2 separate regions of the Homo sapiens genome follow, and region 1 is linked to region 2. The links are chromatin loops, found by intact Hi-C in ENCODE. Cell type or tissue: heart right ventricle. All regions are shown on one strand. Links, peaks and the distances in the headings refer to the core of each region. The heading gives the core; the rest is flanking DNA.

What was found. Hi-C counts contacts between places; a loop is a spot of excess contacts. Peaks named below come from ENCODE experiments on the same cell type or tissue, not always from the same donor. Only the 100,000 strongest peaks of a DNase experiment are listed, where the experiment ranks them.
Region 1: it touches region 2 in a loop (2.6-fold over the local background); 39 of 110 quality-filtered maps call a loop at or near these places.

The regions. Positions count from the first base shown.
Region 1 is chr9:26,857,746-26,867,219 of GRCh38, forward strand. CAAP1 (caspase activity and apoptosis inhibitor 1) reads right to left here. Exons shown (of 6, transcript NM_024828.4): 5 at 3,321-3,394. Among named protein-coding and RNA genes, the nearest start is that of CAAP1, 30 kb to the right of the region's middle. In heart right ventricle, for the core only: a CTCF peak has its summit at 5,545; no DNase peak of the experiment used is centred there.
Region 2 is chr9:26,740,815-26,750,288 of GRCh38, forward strand. No RefSeq gene overlaps it. Among named protein-coding and RNA genes, the nearest start is that of CAAP1, 150 kb to the right of the region's middle. RefSeq lists enhancers at 1,961-2,526, 5,632-6,311, 5,886-7,085 and a silencer at 6,069-6,158. In heart right ventricle, for the core only: a CTCF peak has its summit at 3,756 (motif pointing right); no DNase peak of the experiment used is centred there.

The DNA of each region.
Region 1 (9,474 bases), core at 932-8,931, 120 kb after region 2:
AAAGGTAGTTCCTTTTATTAGCTCATTATTAAAGTGCAGTGGAAGTTAGTGTAAAATCTGATACTCATCTTCAGTACTGCCGGTTTCAAAAATATTTTCTAGCAACAAAGATGAATGAAACCAGTACTAGACAAAAAAATGCCAATTTCAACTTAATTCATAATTAATACTTGTGTATTATTCAAGCAATACTTCAGTATTTTAAATGCTCTAAATACTGATAATGTAATTTAAATAACTTATATACCATTAATAGGTCACATGATATGATTTATTTTATTCTGAAAGAGCAAAAAGAAAATTCAATGCTGCTTTATATTTTGGTCTACTGAACAAAAGGTTACTTTCGTACTAAATAAGCTTCAGTGAATTGTCTCAATTGGTCAAGCCATTAAAATGACAATGCATTCACAAGGAGCTTATATTCTGCTTTTATTGAGCTCACTGTGAACAAAAATAGCTAGTTATGCAAGAAAAGTTAGAGATATTAGATTTTGCAGGTTATGCACATTACAAATAGACAATATTAGTGCACTTAGAAAACAGGGAATAATCTTTATTGAGCCTATCAGGATTTCTATTTCTTGATATACCTCAGCTTGTTTGGTAACTTCAAGCAAGTTACTATCTAGTCAGATTTCAGCTATATTAATATTTATCTGGAAGATGTTTTCCATAAATAAATATTCTAAGTAACTTATCCATTATGCAATAAAACATTTTATATTTTAATCATTTAGTAGATATTCTTCTAAAAGACTTTAATTCCCTGCTTTTTAAAAAAAGGTTAAAACTGGCTGGGTGCGGTGGCTCACGCCTGTAATCCCAGCACTTTGGGAGGCTAAGGCAGGCAGATCACGAGGTCAGGAGATCAAGACCATCCTGGTTAACACGGTGAAACCCCGTCTCTACTAAAAAATACAAAAAATTAGCCGGGCGTGGTGGGGAGCGCCTGTAGTCCCAGCTACTTGGGAGGCTGAGGCAGGGGAATGGTGTGAACCTGGGAGGTGGAGCTTGCAGTGAGCTGATATTGCACCACTGCACTCCAGCCTGGGCGACAGAGGGAGGCTCCATCTCAAAAAAAAAAAAAAAAGAAAAAGAAATTAGCTAGGAATGGTGGCAGGTGCCTGTAGTCCCAGCTACTCAGGAGGCTGAGGCAGGAGAATGGTGTGAACCTGGGAGGCGGAGCTGGCAGTGAGCCGATATTGCGCCATGCACTCCAGCCTGGGCAATAGAGCGAGAGACTGTCTCAAAAAAAAAAAAAAAAAAAAGGTTAAAACTTAATTTAACTATTTGCTAATCATTTAGTCACAACATGAGCATGAACTGTATTGTACAATGGTACTGCTACACTTTGATCTTATGTCTTCTCAACTCTGCTTGATGCCATCAGTGTGTTCCTAATGTCTCATACCTCCTTGAGAACCTGAGTGTGGTTACAGGCTCCTAAGCATAAAAGGCCTGGACTTTTGACATCTGGCTCATTGGAGGTCTTCTTCTCTCCCTCTCTGCACCTTCATGACTGGTTTTTCACATGACTGAAGTTCTCATAAAGAAATCACAGTACAACAGCCTGTTGACACTAGGAAGGGAGTTCTAAACAATTCTGAGTGTGTGAACATGGGAACAGAAAAACATCTTCTCTTACAAGGTAACATTGGCTAATTTGTGGTCTCCATTCCTTTTTCCTAGGAACTGGAAATCAACCTGCCCATTCTAGCTTTTCTTATCCTTTATAGAACATTCTCTTCTCCTCAGATGATGTAATAGCATATCCTCCATACTGCCTGTTCATTTGATACAAAGAGCAGAAACAAAGAAGAAACAGTAGCAGTGTAGTCTAATTATACATGAGGTGTAATCTAATTATACATGAGGTGTAAGGTAATATGATTATGATTATATTATATAAAAATAATATGTGTTTAGCATGTATTTATATGTGACAAATAAATGTCAATTAAACTATGAATCTGAGTTTATGGCGGTGCTCAGAAGAAGTCAGAGTACAAAGACGTAATTTTGTCTGGCTTTATATGAGGTTATCACAACAGGACTTTTGAAAAGCAATGGGAATTTTTGAAACAATCAGAAATATTCATAAATCCTACAGTAAATAAATCAGAATTACAGAAAATCTAGATTTTGCTCTCTCTACATATAAATTGAACAAATCACTAAATTCGCTGTCTAACCTTTTTTTCCACTTTTTAAATTAAGCAGTAATAAAAGACCAGTTTTTAAACAAATTCTGCCTAAATAATGACTTGTTTCTCTCTACCAAATAAGTTCATATGACTCATATTTAAGAGAAACTATTCTAAGCCATCAAAGATTAGGTGATTACATGATAGATAACTTAATCTTCTTGGATGCAACAAATTTTTACTGTTCTGAATTAATTTTATCAGAAACAAATGTGAGCTGGCATTTGAGTAACTAATAAAAACTTATTTTACTTTCAATTCTTCCTACTAAAGATAAAAAGAAGTAAAAAAGGCATTTAAAAGATTAGCCCTACAAATGTACTTGGCTTGAATAAATTAAAATTACCACTTTATTTCTGCTAGCTGGTAATGTCAAAAACTACTGATTTAAAGAAAGCAATAAATGATGAAGAAAGTAAGTAAACAAGGACAAAATACCTCAGGGGGAAAAAAGTTATGCTATAAAACTTACTGGTTTTTTCCCACATACAACCCAAAGCTACCCAGTTAACATATCTCCAATGTCTTGCAGCTGATGATATATAAATTACTAAAATAGGCCGGGCGTGGTGGCTCACCCCTGTAATCCCAGCACTTTGGGTGGCCGAGGCGGGTGGATCACAAGGTCAGGAGATCTAGACCATCCTGGCTAACACGGTGAAACCCTGTCTCTACTAAAAATACAAAACATTAGCTGGGCGTGGAGGTTGGCACCTATAGTCTCAGCTACTTGGGAGGCTGAGGCAGGAGAATGGCGTGAACCGGGAGGCTGAGCTTGCAGTGAGCCAAGATCGCGCCACTGCACTCCAGCCTGGGCGACAGGGCAAGACTCTGTCTCAAAATAAATAAATAAATAAATTTAATTTAATAAATTACTGAAATAAAACTATTCAAGATGATAATTCTGGTGGCTTCTGTAACTAACTAAACATCATAAAATATAATCATTTCAGTAGCTAAAAGAATCATGAAGTGACTGATTTTTGACCAAATAAATTGCTCTCTTCCTCTATCTGTAAAATGGGGTGAGTTAGACACTGAAAATTTATTTTTGGTAAAATGCTTCTATTCTTCAGGTAAATTTTATACAATAATCAAGTACTTGGTTCATACCTTGTTTTAATTCCAAACCTTCAGGTTGCTTATTCTCTCTCACGGATGAAGCAGAATCTATACAGATGTCTTGCCTGGGAAATGAAAATAAGATCAACCTTTAAAACTATATTTAATCACATAATATTTACTACCCAGGTTCCCAGAATTAAGTTAGGCACTAGGGAAGACAGGCTACATTCTTCTAAGCTCCCAGGGTATCATTCAGTGTACTCTGGAAGCTCAGAAACAAGTATTCAAGTGTCAGAAGCAGCAGCTACAAACTACTAGCAATTTAAGCAGTATACTTCTTTGTAAAATCAAGGGGCAAACCTGAAAGGAACATGGAAGTAATTTTTTCTCCCTTACAATACTCTGCAGGGTAGCTGATAGGAGAAATCACAACTCACAGCAGTATCCAATAATTTTTCAAGTTCAACTGTTAAATTTAATGAGCATTTTGGCACTCAAATTACTTTATATTCATTTAATTTCATACCTCAAATGCTTTAATGTCTACAGTATGTGGAAAATACATATTTTATATGTAATATACATATGTAATCAAAGTAAAAGGATTAAATGTAAGATCATGCAAAAAACTTTCAATTCACTATGTTCTGGAATACAGCTGCAAAATAATGTGCTTTCTTAGCATTATACCATCTTAATATTAATATACTTTTCAGCAAAAAGGTCAAGAAATTATAAATGTTCAAATGAGCTATGTGACAATTTTCTTCAAAATAGGTATCTCTGTTGCCTTCTGAGAATTCTTATACATATCCTAAAGCTAACATACTAGAAATATTTAGGAAATCTTCCTACTCAGAAAGTTGTGTCTGTTCATTAACAGTAACAAATCTGTCAAATAACCGAAGGATTAAAAAAGACTTGTGATCATTTCTTTGAGAAGTTTACAATATTCTTTCCAGTCAGCACCTCTGGCACTTAAATGTGTTTTGTATTAAAACTGCACTAATACAAGCCCAAACTCAGAGAATACAAAATTATTTGGCTTTGCTGTTAATTATGACATCAGAAATTTATAATTGAGATCTCAGTGTTTTATACTTCTGTCCAAAGTCACCTACTCAGATTTTATTCGTTCACCAGAATGACTGGCAGGTCCCAAGGAGGATATCAACAATTCTCCTTGGCAATCCAGGGAAAGATTAAATGCCAGTATACTACATTAAGAGCTTTGCAAGGTTTAAAGTTAAAATGTGCTACCTCAAACCTTCCAGTCAAATTAGATTTTACCTACTGGGAGCATTAGTCTTAAGTATCTTCCTTTAGAGAAAACGTTTGCTTTCACACATCCTAGAATTGCATTTAATTATTCTTCTAAACATACACATCTAAATTTACAAAAAAAAAAAGACTTCAAAATATAATGTAACATCACCAATAAGAGGAGGATGGATATATGTAATACTCTAAGGAAGACACAACATCATTTATATAATATTCTAGCTGAGAATATATAACCTGTATTATGAAGAATCACCAGACAAACTCAAAATGGAAATGAGTAATGTTCTGTTAAGGAAAGTTGAATGTCATTGTTATAAAATACAAAGGCTGTGGATCTACTCCAGGTTAAAGGGTTGCTAAAGAGCCAAGACAATTAAATGTTATAACTGACCTGAGACTGCTGAACTGGTAGGGAAAACGTTATGAAGGACATTACTGAGTCAAAAGACAAACTGAAATACTGATGGGGAACTGGATAAAAGTATTTTATCAATGTTAAATTTACTCAAGTTGATACTCTGTTATGGTTACATAATAGAGTATCTCTATCTCTTGGAAAAACACAATGTAACATATAGTGAAAAGTGTCATGGTGTATATAACTTAGCCTCAAATGTTTCATTAAAAAAAACATGTATGTAAGAAGGAAGTATGCAAATGGGATAGAAGGTCAATAATAAGTAAATCTTGATAAAGGGTATATGGATGTTTCTTGTACTATTCTTATTCTTGCAACATTGTAATAAGTCTGAAAGTATTTCCAAATGTTTTAATAATAATGCAATGTAACTGCCTTCCCTATGAAAGCCTCTTAGAGCCCCTTTAAATAAAAATTGGACCCCTCTATAAGGACTATCTTCTCTCATAAACAATTTAGTTTAGTGCCCAAAGTGAACTTCTACAACATTCTATTTTAAGTTGGGTTCTATTAGGCTGTTGAAGTCGCCAAACAGAATTTCAGACAGTAAGTATTTTACACCACCCTGTGGCAGAAAAGTGAAGTTAGATGCTGTCAGTATTACCTGAAGTAAATGGGGAAAAAAAATCCCAGAAAGTCTTCAATAGTTTGAAAATTTAAAATCTATACTAGCTAATTTTTACAAGATGTACTTTATGACTAAAATATAAAGTTCTCTAATACAATTTAAAGATCTCCAATAAATGGCATAAAAGGCAAGATATTTACAAAAAGGAAATATCTTAAATTGTAAGAAAATTATGTGTACAGGTCTTTTTATTTCTAGTTTTATGAAAATAAAAATTTTGTCCACTCTCAGGTGGTAAGACATACTAAGTGCCAGAATCAGGATATATATTTAAATGACATTCAAATATTTCTATCAAACACTTTAAGGAAGAATTTTATAAACAACTGTAAAGAGAGGAATGGGGAGAGGGTGGGAACACACTGCCAAAGCCAGTTTGGGTTAAGAATTTTGCAATTATCTTTGTGCTCCCTTCCGTTTAAATTAAAAAAAAAAAAAAAAAAAAAAGCCTGTTTTTCTTTTTTGAGACAGGTTGTTGTCCCGTCTTCCAGGAGGCTGGAGTGCAGTGATCACAGCTCATTGTAGCCTCGACTTCCTGTGCTCAAGTAATCTTCCTACCTCAGCCTCCCAAGTAGCTAGGGCTACAGATGTACACCATCATGCCCGGCTAATTTTTTTAAGTAAAGGTGGTATTTTGCCCTGTTGCCCAAGTTGTTCTTGAACTCCTTGGCCTCCCAAAGTGCTGAGATTACAGGTATGAGCCACCTCACCCAGCTCTGTTTTTATATTTCTAACTCACTTCTCCTATCTCCAACACTCCTTTAAAGCAGCTTAATTTACAAGCTTGGCATTGAATCACAAGAGAGCCCTATACTTATGACTGAGATTTAAGTTCTGAAACCAACATCAGTCCAACTTACTTTATTTTACCTCCACAAGCTATCCACTGTCCATCCTTTCTTATAGTTCAATGATTTTTTTAAAATCAGAGTAATACACTGGGGAGATCTGTGGAACTTAATAAAGAACCACATATATGAACCCCTAAAAGTTAAAAATATATTTCTAAATATGGGGGGTGGGGGTAAATTTCTTGTCCAAATGTAAAATAATGGCAAATAAATCAACTCACATCTCTATTGTGTCCCTCATCAAGCCCCTTCCTCAGACAGCAAAATTTAATCCTACACCTGCTGAAGGAAACTTATCTCTGTTTCCTCTGCTCAAATAATATAAATCAAACGATCAGTTACCACACCCCGGTGCTTTTTCTGACCTGTGATTCTCTAAGGCTTCATTGTATATAAACTGTCCCCCACCCTGCGACTCCAAGATTTTGTGAATAGGCATTTTCCTAAATAGGGGGCTCTGTTTTATTTTAAAGTGACTAAAGGGAATCACAGAGGTGAGTATAGTATCTCTTCTTTGCTCTATCCCCATATTACTGTTTTAATGTCCTTTCCAACTTCAAAAATCAGCGTTAGATCACTTTGTATGGACATTTAAAGGTGCAAACATGCAGGTTTCAAAATGTGGAATGCTATCTACCATTTTAGGTCACAATATTGCCAGTGATTAGTAATACTTTCTGTAAAGATTTTCTGAAAAACTGTTATTTTGAATAAACTTATTATGTTATGCAGAACATTCTACATATTATATAACCTAATAGCAATTTACAAAGGATATGAGAACATTAAGTGGTGTCCAGATAACCAATTTATGATCCTTTACCAACCCAAAAGCACAGTCTGCTCTTTATATGTGTCTAAGAGAATTGAATTTATAGAAAATAATGTCAATATAACAGATTGATCTCAACTGTGAGAAAAATCCTTTTATACATTCAAATATATATGTTTTCTCCTAAATGATTTTTGTAATAAATGAAAAAAATAGACACATACCAATGAATTTTTTAAGCAAAAGTAAAGATTAAAAATCACAAGAAATTTGGCGAGGGGCAGTGGCTCATGCCTGTAATCCCAGCACTTTGGGAGGCCAAGGTAGGCAGATCACCTGAGGTCAGAGTTTGAGACCAGCCTGACCAACATGGAGAAACCCCATCTCTACTAAAAATACAAAATTAGCCAGGTGTGGTGGCACACGCCTGTAATCCCAGCTACTCGGGAGAATTGAGGCAGTAGAATCACTGGAACCCGGGAGGTGGAGGTTGTGGTGAGCCAAGATCATGCCATTGCACTCCAGCCTGGGCAACAAGAGAGAAACTATGTCTCAAAAAAAAAAAAAATTATTGGTTTCTTTAGGTTTGTGTAGCATAAAAGGAATGGAGGGGGAAATCCCCAATACTCATCAGTATAAAGTAGAATTTTAGGAACAGTCACTGTTACAGATTCCAAGTAAAAATTCCAAAACAAATTTTGTAACATTTTTTTCCAATGCTTACCATATGGCAAGTACTAATTCTAAAGACTTTAAATCATTTTCTCATTTAATCATCATAACAATCCTATGAGGTAGGATTCTATTTTCCAGATGAGAAAAACTGAGGCCTAGGAAGGTTTCGTAGTAGTAACTAAAGACAGTAAATAACTTTATTTATTTATTATTTATTTTGAGATGGAGGCTTGCTCTGTTGCCCAAGCTGGAGTGTAGTGGCACGATCTCAGCTCATTGCAACCTCCACCTCCCAGGTTCCAGGGATTCTCCTGCCTCAGCCACCCGAGTAGCTGGGATTACAGACACATACCACTATACCCGGTTAATTTTTGTATTTTCAGTAGAGACGGGGTTTCACCATGTTGGCCAGGCTAGTCTCAAACTCCTGACCTCAAGTGATCTGCCCACCTTGGCCTCCCAAAGTGCTGGGATTACAAGCGTGAGCCACCACACACATGGCCAGTAAATAACTTTAAATGGACACTAATAAAATGTTTAAATGTCTAATAAGAGACTGTTTATGTTCTGGTATACCAAAAAATGGTATAGTAAATAGGCATAAGTATATGTACTGGGTAGGACAAAGTCAAAGAAAAAGACATTATTATATGGAAGAAATAAATGGGAAAAGGTACAGAATAGTTTGCACAATATGCTACCATTTGTGTGAGAAGAAAATATGTACATATATATGTAAATGTATAGAATATCTGTGGGAGGAGACACAAGAACTGGTTTACTGTGGTTGCCTATAGGAAGAAAGAATAAGGAATGGCAAAAGGACAGACTTACTCTCACTATATCCTTTTAAAATCTTTGTATTATGTGTATGTGTTTATAATTCAAATAAGTAAGTTGTTAAAAAACAGACAATACATGAAGACAAACACTCTGGTATAACATTTCTGAATAAGAGCATACACAAGAAAAGGTTAACAGTGGTTACCTTTGAAGCTTGGGACCTTAACATGGATTCTTGGACCATCTCCACCTCTTTACTGCCAGGTATACGGATTGAATTCAGGAGATTTGTGAATTTGCCTAGTGTATTTGTTTCCTATGAATTTTGTAATAAACTACCACAGCTTGGTGACTGAAAAACAATAAAAATCTATTATCTCTCAATTCTGGAGGCCAGAAGCCCAAAATCACTACAAATTACCCAAAATCAATATACTGGCAGGGCCACAATCCCTCCAGATGCTCTACAGCAGGGGTCCCCAACGCCTGGGCCACAGATCGGTACCAATCTGTGGCCTGTTAGGAACTGAGCCGCACAGTAGGAGGTGAGCGGTGGTGGGCAAGCAAGCATTACGGCCTGAGCTCCACCCCACATTAGATTCTCATAGGAATGTGAACCCTATTGTGAACTGCACATGCAAGGGATCTCGGTTGCATGCTCCTTATGAGAATCTAATGCCTGATAATCTGAGGTGGAACAGTTTCAGCCTGGTATCATCCTCCCCACATATTCCCTGATGGAAAAATCTTCTTCCATGAAACCAGTTCCTGGTGCCAAAAAGCTTGGGGAT
Region 2 (9,474 bases), core at 589-8,588:
ATGTCAAGGCTGTAGTGAGCTAAGATCACACCACTGCCCTCCAGCCTGGTAACAAAGTGAAACCCTGTCTCAAAAAAGACAAAACAAAAGAAAAAGACACATACATGTGTATGTTTACTGCAGCACTTTTCACAATAGCAAGGGCACGGAATCAACCTAGATGCCCATCAATGGTGGATAGAATAAAGAAAATATGGTACATATGCATCATGGAATACTATGCCGCTATAAAAAAGGAACAAAATCATGTCTTTCACAGCAACATGGATGTAGTTGGAGGCCATTGTCCTAAGTGAAATAATGCAGGAACAGAAAACCAAATACCACATATTCTCACTTATAAGTGGGAGCTAAACATTTGAGTACGCATGAATACAAACAGGGGAACAATAGACACTGGAACCTACTTGAGTGTAGAGGATGGGAAGAGGATGAAGATCAAAAAGCTCCCTGCTGGGTCCCTAGGCTCACTACCTGGGTGATGAAAACAATTATACCAAACCTCAGCCACATGCAGTTTACCCATGTAACAAACCTGCACATATACCCTCCAACCTAAAATAAAAGTTGGAAGAAAAATAAAGAATATTTATTTTACTTAAATTATACCATCTTGAAAAGGAATCATCACTATGGTGAGAGCTAGAAAAAATAAAGAACAAAGTCTCTGCTCTGTCAAGTTACCCCAGAGGAAAAATTACAGGTGATCTGCGGTTTCATCAAGCATGTGTCTATAAGTGTGTGTCTGTGCATGCTTCCAACCATGCCCCGGGTCCTGTGCTTAAAAGCCACCACTCTGTCATCTTCCTCCAGCCACAGAGCTTTGCCTGGGGTGAGAAGTTTGTGTGGCAATAGGACATGTCAACCCAGAACCCTTATTCTCCTCTACTAACCAACCTCTGTGTTCCAGGGACCCTAAAATCCTTTCCCCATATTGCCTTCAAATTGCTTCTAGGCCCCGTATGATTTTCTTTCCCAGGTCTGTCCTCCAGAGTACAAACTACACCACCAGAGTACACAGCCCTAGTCCTGAGATGGAGAGACAGAGGATAATTATTTGTGTAGCCTAAATATATAGCCCACACAACATCTGGGCCTCTATTTGTATCCTTGTCCTGTATCTCACAAATATTTGGGAAGGACTGCCAGACCAGAGAAATGGACAAGAGAAGAGGGGAAATTTTCTTCTCCCATAGCTCATAGTCACTTTTTTTCTGTTTATAAGTCTTCAAAGAATAACATAAATTCCTTAAATGTCCCCATCAAATGAGTGATTTCCCAAAGGTGAAAATGATCATTTGCTGGCACATTTCAGTATTTCCTTAGTAAACATTAAATTACCCACAGAACACAGTGACAGGTCTTGAGGAACCACACTGAAGAGCTCCCAGACCCCTTTTGTAGCCATATATTCCATTGCATTCGATTCCAGGACCATGGTGTGCTGGTCATGTCAGCAGCTGCTTAGGCAATAAACAGTCATTTTAGCCATATCATCTCTGTGTCACTGATGTCCAGGGAAATAAGGTAATGAAACCACTACTCTGAAATCATGTTTCCTGGAAGTTCATTTCAATGGGTACATTTTGGAGTAATTTTGAAAGGAAACTTGGAGATGGGAAAGTTTTCAAATCAGATATATTTAGAGTTGAAATTTAGCTCTGAGATGTGAGAACCTTCCTCATGTACACAAACCCCTGGGAACCTCAGGCTCCTCACCTGTAAGAAAACACAACCTATTTTATCAGGCTATTATATGGGTCAATAATAAAATATGTAGCCTATGTACAAGAGTCTCTGGCACTTACCAGAGGCACAATAAATGTTCATTCTCACATTTCCCTTTTTTCTCCACTGAGGCTGTCTTTGTTATCTGGATTCTCTACCTTTGACAAACTGACTTTAATTAATACTGCAACTAGTATTTGGTTCCTGAATATTTCTGTCCTCTGACCTATTTTGGATTCCATTACTTTTTTTTAATTCCCTCTCTGCGCTTCATATCCCCTTTCCCACAAACAGTCAGCAAAGCAAAGGAGGAAGAATAAAGAATGGGAGGAAGGGTCACTCCCCTTCTTCGCTGCCACTTCCAAACTGCCCTTGAGAGTTCCTGACGAACTCTCAGATCAACACCACTGTCCACCCACCCTGAATTCAGTTCATGCTTGCAAATTCACATATAACAGGAGCTCTGTAAATGTTATTATTCATGAGCCAAGAAAATTTGCATAACAATTACAGCTACCAGGAGACATGTGACTGCAACATGCACCATTTGCAAATCTTTGCAATGGAGAATCACTTTTGCAGTTGATGGAAAGAAGGTGGGGGAGTTGGTCATTTACCATAATGACTTTTTCATGATAAGCAGCCAGCATCTATGATTATTTTCAAAGGCAGTGAATAGGTTCAAAGTCCTACATTATTGGGCTTTAATTAGGAGTCTAGTTTGCATACATTTTAAATGTTAATCACTGTTCAGTGAGCCAGTGAACTCAGATAGGTCACCCACAACCTACTCTTTCCAGAAAAAAAAAATACCTTCTTTTTCTTCTTGTTGAGATGTAAAGTACTGTGGGGCAGTGGCACAAGATCCTGTTTCTCAAAAGAAAATGGCAAAGGACAGACAGTTCAGAATGATTACTCAAAATTTTGAGATTTGCAAAATTTGCTACATTTAGCTGAATTCTTATAACAACCCTCCCTACTCCAAAAATGTGGCAGAATACATATTGCCAATAAATTTCATGCATGTTGAAGACTATTTGGGAGCCTCTGTACATATTCTGAAGCACAGTGGCAAATACAGAAGCAGAGTGGAATATTTTCAGCCTAAAATTTAGTCTGAACTTGAGCAGGTCATTTCAATAGGGAACGTTAACCTGGTCCATTGTCCAATTTTGCCACCTGGCAAAATGAGAAAACCAAAGACTAATGCAACAACTGTATTTTGTTGAGTAAAATTGCCCATTATTATAAAACTGTGTCCTTCCTACTTTACTGATATTAAAGTGTCCTTTATTTTATAAAATAGGTTCTTAGTAGATGGTAGCCACAATGTATTGTTTATTTTTAAATAAGTCCTTGCTTAATAAAATTGAAAAGTTGGTGAAATTTAATCCTTGCTTAGTAAAATTGAAAAATCCCTGATAGATGGGTAAAATTCCTAAATTTGGAAAATACTGAAATTAGTACATCTCTAGTCCTGCTGTTCATCAGGCAAGAAGTCATGCTGCACAGGTCTGCTAAAAACCAGCACCCTGGCTTTGACCTTGCTGTTTTATGAGCTTTCATTTCTGTCCAAGACAGTGTTTAAAAGTCAGTATTTCTCCATTTCCTGACTCTCCTTTTGATGAGAAAGGACAAACACTTGGAAAAGAAAAAAAAAAATCATGCAAGGTGCTTGAAGACAGAAATTATTTCCTCAAAGTGTTTTAATCATGCTGTTGAAAACCACTTCCTCCATTGGCCTAATCACATAAATCATAGTAAAAGGTTAAAGACAAAGTTCAATTGTACCAAATTGCCTGTGATGGTTTCTCAGAAATGGATTACTTTCAATTAAAAGGTGAAGTCATTCTGCTACCCATTGGTATGCCTAGGTGGACTCTGGATTGTAACTTTATATTTCCTATCCAGATAATGTGCATAGATGTTTGGAGGGCAACAAGTTTAATTTCTATCAACATTTGACTCAAACCTAAATGCTGAATGCAACTTTCATGAAGTGTAATTACATATTATTAGCACCAGGGGGCAGTAGCCAGATTCTGTAAAAGGAAAATGATGCTAATACGATATTCAGTTATTTTCTCCTTGATAAACTATTAATACCACCTGAAACAGACTTCCTTTTTATTATTCAGAGTTTGTAGATACTAAGCATTGTGAATAGAGAAATTCATCAGAAATATGATTCATGTATTTTATAAATATATTACATTAGCAGATGTATTGCAGTGATTCTTAAATTCTAACTTCAGAACAGTGATGAAATAGAAAGACAAATAGAAATTCCAGCCTTGGGAGTCAGGAGACCAAAGACCTATTTTTCCTATGGTGCAGCAGCCTAGATGAGTTTCCTGATTCCCCCGAGCCTCACTCTCTTCATCTCTAAAATCATTTTTCTTTTTATTTCAAAAAATTTAGTTAAGGGATCTAATTGGCTTTTATTAGTGATTCATGAATTGGCCAGCATCTCATCTAAAGATTTATAAAAGACACTCCATTGGGCATGGCAGAACATTCAGTTTTCATAAGGTACCTTGAACAGGAACAAGGAAATAGCATAATACAAAAGAAAAAAACAGATTGGTTAACATCAGGTCACTTCAGGTTACCTTCTTTATAAGAATTAAAGCAGAGGGGACTTCCTTATCATACTGGCTAAAACTGGCCTGTTTGAGTGTTGCGGCTGTCATCTCTCTCTCTTGATTTCTCAGAAGGTTGAATGACGAATTCAATTTGGTAACATGGAACCTTAGCATGAGTGACCCCATTTTGGTTTGGTCTGTTCTATTAGGGCCTAATGTCAGAACTTACTTCAAAACAATGGCCTCTCATAAATTTTATTTAACCAAAGTATGTGTTCGGCCTGAAACACACAGTTCTGTTTATTAAGCATTTACTTTATGCCAAGTATTACGCAAAGTATATCACAAATATCATCTTATTTAATCCCTACAATAATGCTATGAAATGAATAGTGTTATTAGCCCCACAAGACTCAGGAAATTGATTCTTAGAGGGGTTAAGTGGGACAGAACTAGGAAATGGGAGGTCAGATTCGAACCCAAGTTTGGCTAACTCTAAGCCTACTACATATGACACTATACTGCTCGTCTTGCTAAAAGTTTCTTTCCTTTCCCAAGAACAAGTACTTAATTTGAACTAATCTGGTTAATACAAAATGGTAAAAGACCTACGCACACACAAACACCTCAGTATCCTCATCCCGCTTTTGGTGACATGGTCATCAACAGACAATGCTTTGCCTTGGTTGTCTAAGTCAGGAATAACCTAGTGAAAGGAATTTTGGAACAAGTAAATAGGAAGATGAAATGCCACAAAAAAGAAGGGAGTTCTCTCTGGGTGGGCAAGGCCTTACAGAAACAAATAAAATCATTATCAGCCAACACTTATCAAAGGCTGATTTCATACATGTCTCCTCAACTAAGAAGCCTGAGATGTAGTTCTTGACATATAATGTGGCTAAAAGGAATGGAAGGGAAATAGAAAAATGCTTATCACACTGTGAGGCAACTTCGTAGTCTACTACGTAGTTCTTCTCAATAACCTCACCAAAATATAGATCTTTATACTATTTTACAGAAAGAAACAGGCTTAAAGAGCTGGGATCCAAAATAAGATTTTTTGTGTGTCTGCATCCAAACTCTACTCTTCCTGTTTCCAGGCCTCCATTATCATAGGACTGGAAGGAATTTGAGAGAGTCACTCAATATCCTTTCTTTACATTTAAGTGACTTGTTCAAGGTCATACCATCCACAGAAGAAGTGGACCTAGAACCCATGTTTCCAGTCTCATCTGGGCCCCTTTACATGATATCACTCTATTCTTCTCAAAACAAAATACAGCTTAGCTGCTTCAGGTAAACAAAGCTATTCCTTCACCAAAGCACATCTACAGATTCTGTGAGTTCATGGTTTCGTCTTTCTGGTTTTACTTCTATTTTTATATTCCTCATTGGTTAATTGGTTTCCCTTCTCAGTGGCATTGCAATTTGCATCTCAACTCCTTACAATCATAAAAGGAAAATTAGCTACCATTTATTAAGCATCAACTAAATGTCATACGTTTACATGTATTTTCTCTTATCCTAACAACAACCCTGCCCTAAAGATATTAATTGCTCCATTTTACAGGTGAGGATATAGTCTCAGAGATGTTAAATAAGTTTCCCAAGATCACACACAGTTAGGCATACTCACAACTATCCTAGCTTTCTTTCCACTAAGCCCTATGGCCTATGACTCAGCTCTTTGAGTAAGCATGTTGACCATCCGCATTCTTCCGGTCTGTGAAAGGATCACCTATTTCAGGGAAAGGAAATGTAAATCAGTTTACTCAAATAAGAAGAAAACACATCAGGTTAAGAAAGGAAAGGAGTTAAGCATTTTCTCACTCTGACCCTTAGGCTGTATTCACAGTAGACCCTGGTTTCACTTTTCATGGTTTTAGTTATCTATAGACAACCACCACCTGAAAATAGGTGAGTACAGTACAATAAGATGATTTGAGAGAGAGAGAGACCACATTCACATAACTTTTTTTTTTTGAGACACAGAGTCTTGCTCTATCCCCCAGGTTGGAATGCAGTGGCACAATCTCGACTTGCTGCAACCTTTACCTCTGGGGTTCAAGTGATTCTCGTGCCTCAGCCTCCCAAGTAGCTGGGATTACAGGCATGCACCATCACACCTGGCTAATTTTTGGTTTTTTTTTAGTAGAGATGGAGTTCCGCCATGTTGGCCAGGCTGGTCTCAAACTCCTGACCTCAGGTGATCTGCCCGCCTCAGCCTCCCAAAGTGCTGGGATTACAGGCATGAGCCACCACACCCAGCCCCACATAACTTTTATTACAGTATATTATTATAACTGTTCAATTTTATTGTTGTTGTTAATCTCTTACTGTGCTACATTTATAAACCTTATCATAGGTATGTATACATTATAGGAAAAAAAATTATGTATAGGATTTGGTACTACCTGAGGTTTCAGGCATCCACTGGGGGTCTTGGAATGTATCCCCTATGGTTAAGGGAGAATGACTACAAACCAACGAACTGCTACTTAGCAAGAGGAAGGCATCAGGGCAGTAGCTCCTCTGGGAATAGTAAAGGTAAGTTATCAAAATATGTTTCTAATATCTCCTCATTGTATCTCAATTGAAAAATGAGAATTGTGTTTACAAAAACTTTCAGTTAATGACTGATGCGTCACAGTTCTGTGATTTTAGACAATGATTTCTTTCATTCTGTGTGGCTTTGAGCAATAAGCTTCCTCATCTGTGTTGCGTTTCAAATAGCGTACTATTCCACCTAATTTATTACATTTTTATTACAAATCAAGACAGGGAGTTAAAAATAAATCAATCCATCTATCTGACTTAGATTAGTTGTATAAATTCAAAATCTGAGTATGTTTCCTGTAGCTTATTTTCACACCTGACCTTGCTGCGGGAGTTTCTGATATGGTTTGGCTATGTCCCCATCAAAATCTCATCTTGAATTATGGTTCCCATAATCTCCACTGTCACGGAAGGGACCTGGTGGGAGGTAATTTAATCATGGGGGGAGTTACCCTCACGCTGTTCTCGTGATGGTGAGTAAGTTCTCACGAGATCTGATGGTTTTACAATGGGCTTTTCCCCCTTTGCTCAGCACTTCTTTCTCCTGCTGCCCTGTGAAGAAGGACGTGTTTGCATCCCCTTCCACCATGATTGTGAGTTTCCTGAGGCCTTCCCAGCCATGTGGAACTGTGAGTCAATTAAACCACTTTCCTTTATTAATTACCCAGTCCCAGTTATTTCTTCACAGCAGTGTGAGAACGGACTAGCACAGTTTCCTTCCCTGGTTTGCAAAGTCTCGGTCTCCTCCATGGTCAAGTATCTGGTAACTCACCAGACTCTGAGTTTCCTTTCCACATCAGAATCTTGACTTGTTTTCTCAAGATACATGTGCTCGTTAATTTCAGGTGTCAAAGTGACTGGATTTAGGGATGTCCAGTAGCTGGTGAAGCACTGTTTCTGTGTTTGTGTGTAAGGGTGTTTCCATGGGTCAGTGAACTGGGAGAGGAAAATCCCCTCAATGCTGGCACAACAACCAGACAGCAGGGGGCCAGGCCGGCACAAATAGGCAGAAGAAGGGGGACTCACTCTGTTTTCTCTCTCCTTTCCAGAGCAGGATATTTTTTCTCTTCCTGCCTTTGGACATCAGACTCCCAGGTCCTTTGGCTTTTGGACTCTGGGACTTGTCCCAGCAACATTCCAGGGGGTCCTTGAGCCTACATTGTTGGCTTTTCTCATTCTGAGGCTTTGGACTTGGACTGGGCCACGCTACCAGCTTCTCTGGTTCTCCGGCCTGCAGTTGTCCTAACCTGGGACTTCTCCACCTCTGTGACCATGTGAGCCAATTCTTCTTACTAAATCCTCTCCCATCCAACCTCCTCATTCTGTCTCTCTGGAAAACCCTGATGAATACAGTGTGTTTCTTTGTCCCCATTTCAGAGAAAAGTGCATAAAGCAGAGTTTCTTTAATTTCCCCCCAAGCTGTCTCACACAATAGGCAATCAATATTCATTAAATACCTACTATGGGTGAACCACCACATTAGGAATTGTAAATGATATTAAGATGCAAAAGAACTTTGCCCTCAAGGGGTTTAGAATCTACCAGTCCATCCTACTAGATAACCTGATTTCTAGCTGACTTTTAATTCTCCTACAAAGATATGAAAGTAACCACATTTTCTAAAAAAGAGATTCTTCCTTTTACAAAAAGATTCACTGCACATTTCCTAAAAGTACACTAGCATATTTAAAATATGAATTAATGTGCATACAACATTTAGGGGAACATATTTATTACTTTAACAGTACTAGAAACAGTTTGGTCATTGTTTTTCTCTGTTTTACAACAGTAGGAATTAATTTTTTATGACATAAGTATTTGAATGTTATTTGTTTTTAGGTTAAAATGGGGCCTTGAAATCAGGCTATTTATTTGTTGTGAACTTCTGTTAAATGGCATCAGATATGATCATCTACTTTTCCTTTCCTCATGGCCTCTCTTTAATATGCTTTTAGAATACTTGTTAAAATGTTTGTTTGTCTTATAGAATATCAATTTAATGTGGCCATATCTATATAAGCTGTAAAAACTACGAAACTATTATCACCATCAATATGATATGAAACAAATATGAGATCTAATTATGCTTTACTGTAGTCATACATCACTTAATAACATTCATGAGTTACCGGTTACATAATTAAATGCCAGAGGTGTTATCAAAGATAAATTTTAAGGTCTAATTAACTGATAATAATTATGGCTCAATGTTAAGTGTATATGATAATTAGCAAGACATTAGCAGAGAAAGTTTGCTAATCTCAAAATTATGACGCTATTTCTGACCTGTTGCAGCATGGATGGACTTCTGTCCGAAGAAATGGCTTCAGATTCTGAGTGGACTCAGAAAGAAAAGATGTGGTTTATGTGCAGCAGGAATAAAATAATAGTTATAGCTCCCGGAATCTTTTTTAAATTTTTTAAAATTGTGGCAAAATACATGTGACATAGAATTTACCACCTGTACATTTTTAAGAGTACAGTTCTGTGGCATTAAGTACCTTCCTATTGTTGTGCAGCCAATCTCCAGAACTTTTTCATCATGCAAAATGTAAACTCTATCTAGATTCATTAAACAGCAACTCCAAATTCCCTTCCCCCTGCC